Linked DNA regions of Mus musculus: region 1 is linked to region 2. The links are chromatin loops, found by intact Hi-C in ENCODE. Cell type or tissue: heart. All regions are shown on one strand. Each heading gives the region's core, and the rest is flanking DNA. Links, peaks and the distances in the headings are about the cores only.

Region 1 (4,386 bases), core at 288-4,287, 81 kb after region 2:
TGGGCATGGCCGGAGAGGAAGGCCATGCCAGAAGCATAGAAAATATTTTTAGTACAAACAACAGAAAATGTCCCAAGTCTAGGAAAGGTGAACTCCATCCAAGTACAAAAGATAGAATAAGGAGATGTGGCCTTGTTGGAGCAGGCATGATGCTGGGGGAATGCTTTGAAGTTTGAAAAGCTCACTCCTTCCTGGTTAGCTTTTTCCTCTTTGTTTCTGGCTTGTATTTCAAGATCTGAGCTCTTATCTACTACTCCAGCACCATGCCTACTTGCCTGCCTGCTGCCATGCTCCCTGCCATGATGATCATGAGTGGACTCTTAACCATCTGAAACTGTAAGCCCCAGATTAAATGCTTTCTTTTACAAGTTGCCTTGGTCATGGCGTCTTATCACCGCAGTAGAAAAGTAAGCAGACATCCCTACCCCCTTTTCCCTCTTTTTTTTTCTATGTGAAGATGGAGCTCACGGTGCCATGCTCACTGCCCATGCTGGACTGCCACTGACCTCATCCCAGGGCTTTTAAGGATTTGCATAGAAAAAACAGGAGACTTAAGAGAGACGATGTAATAATGGTTGATACATTTTAACTTTTAAACTTTAAATATTTTACATTAAATATTGTTTCATAATGAGAGGCTTATATTCTACTAAGGAAAAATAATGTAGAGCCCAGGATATTAACAGAATTGGGTATCTAGAGAGAAGCAGCCTGTTAGAGATAGAGTCGGGGAAGCACTCGTAGGTCATCCCTTGCCGCTTCTTCAGTCTCAGGCCAGCCAGAGGCTGGTTTGATCTTTCTGTCTGAGGGCAGCCATGCATACCTACTGTCCTACTGTTTGGCTTCATCTTGTCCTCATATAGATGGAGTGAGAATGGGGTGGGCCTAGGAAGTCATATTGACTCTGGTGTCACCTCACTTCGTTTAGTCACTCTTCTTTGTGGGTGGAAAGAAATGACCTGAAAATTGTTTAGATCATTCTGTGTAAAGCTAGAATGTTCCTCCCATCTTCATTCTCCTATTTATACTTTCAACCATGCTTTGAGATCTTTTGCACACCAGGACCTGTGCTAGGTGCTTTGTACCCTGAGGCACTGGCCTGAAGGTTAACAGCTTCGGGATCTACAGGCCAGTGCACAGACAGGTGTGTGGTAGAAGACTGCGTGCGGTAGGTTTCCCCTGCACACTAACAGGAGGTTCCCAGGCTGGGGAAGGCAAGCCTGGACCTTAGGAAGCGTTGCTTCTCTGGGTACCCTGAGAGATTCAGGCAGCGCTGAGGATCGGGAAGCAGGAATGGCTGACTCAGGGCTATGTAAAGAGTGCCTGTAAAGGACAAAACCTATTCATAATGGCAAGAAAATAGAAGGTATGCTTCACCAGAAACAAGAACAGATGTGACTTCTGATGTTACTCCCCCCAGGCCTTCCAACACTGAGCTCAGTGCCGGCAAACCACCAAGTTGTATCTTGGCTGCTGCTAATGAGCTCATGGCATACTTCCTTTGCTTTCAGAAGTGACTGGAGAGGCCCGTCCTTATGGGAAGGAAACTGTGGATCTGCGGCAGGGGCGAGCCAGAGGAGGTGACCCCACACACTTCCACACAGTGAACGTGGCTCAGCCTGTACGCTTCAGCAGTAAGTTGCAGACCTGCCCTAAGGCAATGCCCACTAAAGTGTTTGTTAGCCCACCTTGAGTTTGCTGCCTCACTCAGCTCTGGAAGATGCTAAGAGGACACGAATGAGGCTGCGCGTTGGCCTGCCAAGGGTATCCAGCTCCCAAGTGGTAAAGGAGACTTGGTGCCCACGTTAGCCACCCTGCAGGTTCCCAACACACCTCACAGCTTCTACCCTTGCATGGAGCTGTAGTTGTTGGTCTAAGCAGATGTGAGAAACTTGCATTAAACGCTGCCCCATCCCTACCCTCAGAAGTGTGTCCTGTGTATACTGAGCCGTACTGTCTCTTCCAGGAGGCTCCTAGTCCCCGTGCATTCAACTGTGTTTACCTAAGGCATGAACAGTGAGTGCGTAGTGCTATCCAGCTTGCCATCCTCACATACAGTATTGTGTCAACATGCCTCTGATGTGGTCCTGTGTCTTTGTTAATAAGTCAGTCACACATACTTCAAACCTAAACATGAGGATTGGGTTGGTGAGATGGCTGTTCCAGGAACCTTGGGTTTGATTACAAGCATCCACATGGTACCTCACAACCATCTGTAACTTCTAACTCCAGGACCAGGGGTCTGGCACCCTCTTCTGGCCTCTGCAGGCATGGCATACACATGGTATACAGATCCATGTAGGTAAAACACCCACATTCATAAGATGTAAATAAAAAAACACAAGCCCTAGTTCTCCAAGGTGATTCTGAAGTGTAACTGTTGTTGACACAGCACATGTAATTGCACTTCTGAAATCATGATCCTAATTTGGGGGACAACTCCCCTTCCGTTCTTCATGCTTCCTAGGGAAATGCCCAAGTGGGTGGCACCACTATGAAGGCACAGCCAGCTGCTACCGGGTCTACCTCAGTGGAGAGAACTACTGGGATGCTGCACAGACCTGTCAGCGTGTGAATGGCTCACTTGCTACCTTCTCCACTGACCAGGAGCTGCGCTTCGTCCTAGCCCAGGAATGGGACCAGCCAGAGCGGAGCTTCGGCTGGAAAGACCAGCGCAAGTGAGTCCTGGGGTTCAGAGTCTATTCACTGCTGAGCACTCACTGGCAGACCACACTTGAGGAAGGCAGTCCCCATCAGTAGGAACAGGTAGAGTTTGGCATCAAGATGGAAGTTGGGGACTTATGAAAGGAGGAGGACAGGGCCCTGTTGATTTCCCTGTGAATACAGCCACACTTGGTGGCTGTGGCTAGAGTATGCTAGCCTGCATCGTAAGGGGCCGCTCCATGTGGGGCTCTGGGCATAAGAAGGGCACACAGGCAGGTGGGAGTGCCTTCTGAGAAAGGGAGGACTCTCACCTCTGCTTCCCTTTCAGAAACCTTAGGCTTCCAAGTGCATGTGGATAGCACACTGATAGGCTCAGGGCATTGGCAGGCATATCTCAGGCCACCTGCCCAGAGCCTGCCTTCTGAGCTCTAGGCCCTGCTCATCTAGAGGAGACAGAAAAGTGGAAGCCAACTTAAAGGCTCAGTATTTGAGGGGCTCGTGTTTAGGGAAGAGGAATGTTCCAGAGTCCTCACTGTGCTCCTTCCGAAAGCTGTACCATGTGCTCTCTCCATGCTGGAGGGGTGGAAGCTTGAAAGGGTAGCCAGGTGTCTCCCCTTCTCTAGAAGGAAGCACAGTCCTTTGGGTCCAAACAATGGTGAGTGTTCACTGCCAGGCACCTGCTGCCTCCTGACAGTGGCATAGCTGTCATTCTGACCATGGTGTCAGAATAACAGGATCATGGTGACCTAAGAGGCAAGTGGCCAGAGGGCCATTTCAAGATAAACTTCAGTTATGTCATGTATGGCAAACCAGCTCCTTATGGGGCTGAGCCAGTAGAGTTAAAAGCTCAATTCTAGTGTACCCCCGAAGGGAGAACTCGTTGTGGTGCGGGAGTAGAGTACTTGCTTTGCAAACTTGAACCCCTGGGACCAGGAAAAGGCAAACGTCCTCAGTCCTCTAAATTACGTACATGTGTACACATGAGGTCATCAGTGGCTGTTTACCTAGGTACTAAGGCTTTTCCTTATGTCTTCTGCAGGCTCTGGGTTGGTTATCAGTATGTCATTACTGGCCGGAACCATTCCTTAGAAGGTCGCTGGGAAGTGGCATTCAAAGGTAAGTATTGTGGGTGTTAAGTTTAAAACAGGGAACTGCCCTGATTCAGAAGATACTGTTGGAGTCTCCCTGCCTCCTTTCACCTAGTGGGACAAGGCACATGGAAGTGGGGAGGAGTTACAGAGAAGGCCCCCTGGGCCAGCATGCTGCCTTGTGGTCAGGTCCTGTGTTTCCGGGGCCTTCTCTAGAGCTGCAGCAGCCTCTAACTTTTGGTAGTCCTCCAGCCCTGTGATTGGTGTCCTATTGACACTAGGACCTCCTGGAGGACTGTTTGTGACAATCTGCTAAAGTCTTGGCATGTCTGGCCTCACCTTTAGTCTCCCTTACAGGCTCCCCAGAAGTGTTCCTGCCCCCAGATCCCATCTTCGCCTCTGCCATGTCTGAGAATGACAACGTGTTCTGCGCCCAGCTCCAGTGTTTCCACTTTCCTACCCTGAGGCACCATGACCTCCACAGCTGGCACGCCGAGAGCTGCTCTGAGAAGTCTTCGTTTCTGTGTAAAAGAAGTGAGTCAGCCTCCAGTAGGCGCCAACCTCATGGTGCTTTGAAGCACCCACCTTACCTCTAGCTCTGTGGCCCAGGCAGCCATAGAGGAGTTCTTGACCC
Region 2 (4,386 bases), core at 155-4,154:
CTCAGCCTCAGCCTCAGCCTCAGCCTCACCTCAGCCTCACCTCAGCCTCAGCCTCAGCCTCACCTCAGCCTCACCTCAGCCTCACCTCAGCCTCACCTCAGCCTCACCTCAGCCTCACCTCAGCCTCAGCCTCAGCCTCAGCCTCACCTCAGCCTCACCTCAGCCTCAGCCTCAGCCTCACCTCAGCCTCAGCCTCAGCCTCACCTCAGCCTCACCTCAGCCTCACCTCAGCCTCAGCCTCACCTCAGCACCAGCCTCAGCCTCACCTCAGCCTCAGCCTCACCTCAGCCTCACCTCAGCCTCACCTCAGCCTCACCTCAGCCTCACCTCAGCCTCAGCCTCACCTCAGCACCAGCCTCAGCCTCACCTCAGCCTCACCTCAGCCTCACCTCAGCCTCACCTCAGCCTCACCTCAGCCTCACCTCAGCCTCAGCCTCACCTCAGCCTCACCTCAGCCTCAGCCTCAGCCTCACCTCAGCCTCAGCCTCACCTCAGCCTCAGCCTCACCTCAGCCTCACCTCAGCCTCACCTCAGCCTCACCTCAGCCTCACCTCAGCCTCAGCCTCACCTCAGCCTCACCTCAGCCTCAGCCTCACCTCAGCCTCACCTCAGCCTCAGCCTCACCTCAGCCTCAGCCTCAGCCTCAGCCTCACCTCAGCCTCACCTCAGCCTCAGCCTCACCTCAGCCTCAGCCTCAGCCTCAGCCTCAGCCTCACCTCAGCCTCACCTCAGCCTCACCTCAGCCTCAGCCTCAGCCTCAGCCTCAGCCTCACCTCAGCCTCACCTCAGCCTCAGCCTCAGCCTCAGCCTCAGCCTCACCTCAGCCTCAGCCTCACTTCAGCCTCAGCCTCAGCCTCACCTCAGCACCAGATTAGGACAGCCTCGTTCACTAAGAAGCTACTGGTTTGTTTCTCATTTAGGCTTTATCCCTACCTGGCCTGGGATTTGCTATGTACACCAGGCTGGCTTCAGATTCAGAGATTTCTGCCTCCTTTGTATTGGACTTACTGGTGTGACACCATGCTCGGTAAAATGCAAGATAATATATCTTAAAATTCAGTGGAAGCTCAAACAGCAATCATGAGGGGGAAAAATAATGCTGGAGGTAACACCACACTGATTTCCAGTTATATTACAGAGATATGGTAACAAAGTCAGCATGGTACTGACACAAACACACATGTTGATTGGTGAAACCAAATAGAAGATCAATATATGAACCCATGAAGCTTCAGCCACCTGAGTTTTGAAAAAAAAAAACAAAATAAAACAAACAAACAAACAGGAGAGATGGCTCAGCAGTCCTGATGAGATGCTCTTCCAAGGTCCTGAGTTCAAATCCCAGCAATCACATGGGATCTGACGCCCTCTTCTGGCGTGTCTGAAGACAGCTACAGTGTACTTAAATAATAAATAATAAATCTTTAAAACAAAAAAAAAATAAACATTCCAAAAAGTAGATGTTGTAGGAAAGCTGGCTTCTTTAACAATGGTGCCAGAAAAACTGGATATTTACATGTTGAAGAAAGAATGAATCTAGATTATCTTTTGCCCTTGGTAAAAATAACTTTGGATGGATGAAGGACTTTGAGACTAAAAGACTGAAACTATAGTTTCCAGAAACAAACTATATTGAGATTCAGGCACAGCACGGGCAAGGGCTTTCTAAACAGAACACTAGGTCCTCCAAAAATACAGCCAATGATGGACAGATGAGGCCCCATAGATTTTACACTCCACAGGAAACATTACTGCATGGGGGCAGCGTGTGGAGCGAGAGGAAGTGTTTGCCAGGTTTGTGTCTCAGAGAAGACCGATATCTATACAGACAACACAGTGGGCGGGGCTCAGTCGAAAAGTAGATTAAGGGGAGCCAGGGAGGTGGCTCAGTGGGTAAGAGTACACGGCTACACAAGCATGAAGCCCTGGGTTCAAAGTCCCCAGAAGGAAATAGAACCTGGCTGTCAGCAAATGATGAATACTTATGTATATCCCTAGCCTGCTGTTTCACCTAACCCTCCCGTCTGTGCTGTAGCTGGCTCCACTCCCAGCCTGGCCACATGAACAAAAAAAATCTCCTTTCTCTGCTCTCACTATTTGTCTTCTCACTAAGTGGCGCCTAAGTTCAAGCGGCAGAGCCAAGCTTGTTAGCACTGCCAACACCCCGCCTCTCACCTGAACAACTGGAAACAAATACTCTTTATTCTCCTGTCATTTCCCTTCCCATCTTCCTATACCCTCACCCGCAAATGAAACTTCCAAGAAACCTTTCTTTTGTGCCTACACACAAGCTATGGCCTCCCTCTGAGACAGCACAGACTGGAGGCCACAGCAACTGCCAAAACCGGTACTACCACCTGGGGGCAGCCTTGCCAGCTGCCCAGCCCTGCTTCTGGCCACCGAGCTAAAGCTAGCCTGTTCACACACATCGCCTATAGGGCTCTGCGGTACTGTCTCTCCTCTGTGACCAGAAGGCACCTTCGGTGTTGTACCCCTAGTCAGGAAAACTCTGTGAAGGAGATTGTCTCCACGCATTTCCTTTCTGTTAGAGCCTCCTCTGTGTTGGTGAAACCCCTGCCCATACAGTGGCTCCTGTCTCCATCAATACTTTCATTTAAGAAACACTTGGAGAGGCAGGGGGATCTCTGTGAGATCAAGATCATCCTGGTCTACAGAGCGAGTTCCAGGATAACACCCAGGGCTGCACAGAGAAACCCTGTCTCAAAATGGAAACAGGAAAACAAAGGAAAACAAAACAAACAAACAAACAAACCCAGGTGGCCCAAGGAATACTTGGTGTCCACCTGCTTTGCACTGAATTAAAATGTTCAGGTGACTTTAGCGGATTAGGTAATGAAACAAGTATGTCTGCTCCTAGGAGTGGCCAGTAGCTACAACGCAGCCCTACTATAAACCCTGGGTCCTGTGAGACACAGTAGAACCCAAGATTGGACATGTGTGTTTGCAGCGATCATGGTGAGTCAGCCACGTGGAGTCAGCTGCCAGACTGACTGTGGGCACACCTTACTACAGGAACCACAAAGTTCATCAGGGACCCGGCATGCTGTTAGTATAAGGGGGGGCAGGAAGCTGACCAAGACTCTAATGCCTTTCTTCTCTTGTGCTTCCTCTAGTGAGAATCCTGGTCAAGATAAGAAGAGTGCCCAGGGACCTGAGTGCAGGGGGACGTCAGAGTCGCAAGGCTGCACTTGACTGTGGTCTTCAGCTGACTAGATAAGGTGGTTTAACTGCCACAATCACCACTGTGGCTATTATAAGGCCACTGACTTACTCTGTTCCCTGGACATCTCTGCTGTCACTAGTTGATTTTGGTACCAGCTCTTTGGTGGCTCTATGGGGAAGGAGGGATGGGAAGAGGCGGGTGTGAAGTAGTTACTGACCTGCAGGACTCGGGCCCCTGCAGTGGGATGCACTTTCTTCTGCACTGGGGTGGGGTTTCCAGAAGAGTCCCGTGCTGCGCTCCAGATGAGGGCCACAGTGACAAGCACAGCTCCTAGACTGTGGCTGGGGAGAGAAGCAGGGTGCTGCCCACCTTAGGACGCATCCTGGTGGAAGAGCTAACAGAGCCGGCTGAGCCCCTTGGTGTGACAGCTGATGTGGGAACGGCGGGAAGACAGCCTCAGGGGAAGCCAGGTGTACACGCCTGCCTTCTGCTAGGTGCCACACAGCTCTGCATGGAAGGCTGGGGAATCAGACTTCAGAGAGATAAATACAGGGCAGCACATGTTGCACAGACCAGTGCTCTCCGCCATTGCCCAAAGAGGGTCACCTCAATGTCCTAGAGCAGGGAGAAATGGAATTGCAAAATGGCCAGAGAAGCTTGCAGTCCATAGTGTCCTGAATACCATCTTATCTTCTGGAAGTAGCGTCTGGTTGGAGTGGCCACATGGACATGTCTCCTGAAGAAGGGCCCTGGAAAGAGAGTTGGAGCAGTGGCAGCCTCTGGGTGACATGAGGCTACAGCAAGTAAGATCCACGAAACAAGTTGTGCTTGTTTCTCAGGAAAGAACAGCATTTCCCTAAGCCTATTGTACTGGAGGGTTGATATGAGCTTGCTGGGAACCTATAATGGAGCAAGACCAGAAATTAGTGTTCTACAGTGCCAGTGAGGGAGACGCCCAGAGGTCCAGAATGGTGGAAGGGCTCTTCTGTGGGTTCTCACTTCCTTGGGAAACAGCAAGCTGTATGCTCACCATGTGGAGTTAGAGGCCTGAGGAGAGATGATAGGAAGGAGTCACCAGGAAGGAGGACTTGTGGCTCACCCAGGTTCATGCTCACGCTTCTCAGAAACCCAGCAGCAGTCTGCTGAGGCCCTCTCCAGGCCCCAGAGTAGGTCAGGCACAGAACTGGCTCTGCACAGGACTG

What was found. Hi-C counts contacts between places; a loop is a spot of excess contacts. Peaks named below come from ENCODE experiments on the same cell type or tissue, not always from the same donor. Only the 100,000 strongest peaks of a DNase experiment are listed, where the experiment ranks them.
Region 1: a loop joins it to region 2, with 12 times the contacts of the local background. A loop is called at or near these places in 2 of 42 quality-filtered maps.

Annotation. Positions count from the first base shown.
Region 1 is chr16:17,856,652-17,861,037 of GRCm38, reverse strand. It overlaps Dgcr2 (DiGeorge syndrome critical region gene 2), which reads left to right. Exons shown (of 10, transcript NM_010048.3): 3 at 1,512-1,634; 4 at 2,459-2,678; 5 at 3,704-3,780; 6 at 4,110-4,286. Among named protein-coding and RNA genes, the nearest start is that of Car15, 21 kb to the right of the region's middle. In heart, for the core only: a CTCF peak has its summit at 2,269 (motif pointing left); no DNase peak of the experiment used is centred there.
Region 2 is chr16:17,937,024-17,941,409 of GRCm38, reverse strand. It overlaps Gm41427 (a long non-coding RNA gene), which reads right to left. Exons shown (of 4, transcript XR_875938.1): 1 at 4,215-4,386; 2 at 3,402-3,933. Among named protein-coding and RNA genes, the nearest start is that of Gm41427, 3.1 kb to the right of the region's middle. In heart, for the core only: a CTCF peak has its summit at 2,356 (motif pointing right); no DNase peak of the experiment used is centred there; H3K27ac peaks cover 257 bases; H3K27me3 peaks cover 1,149 bases.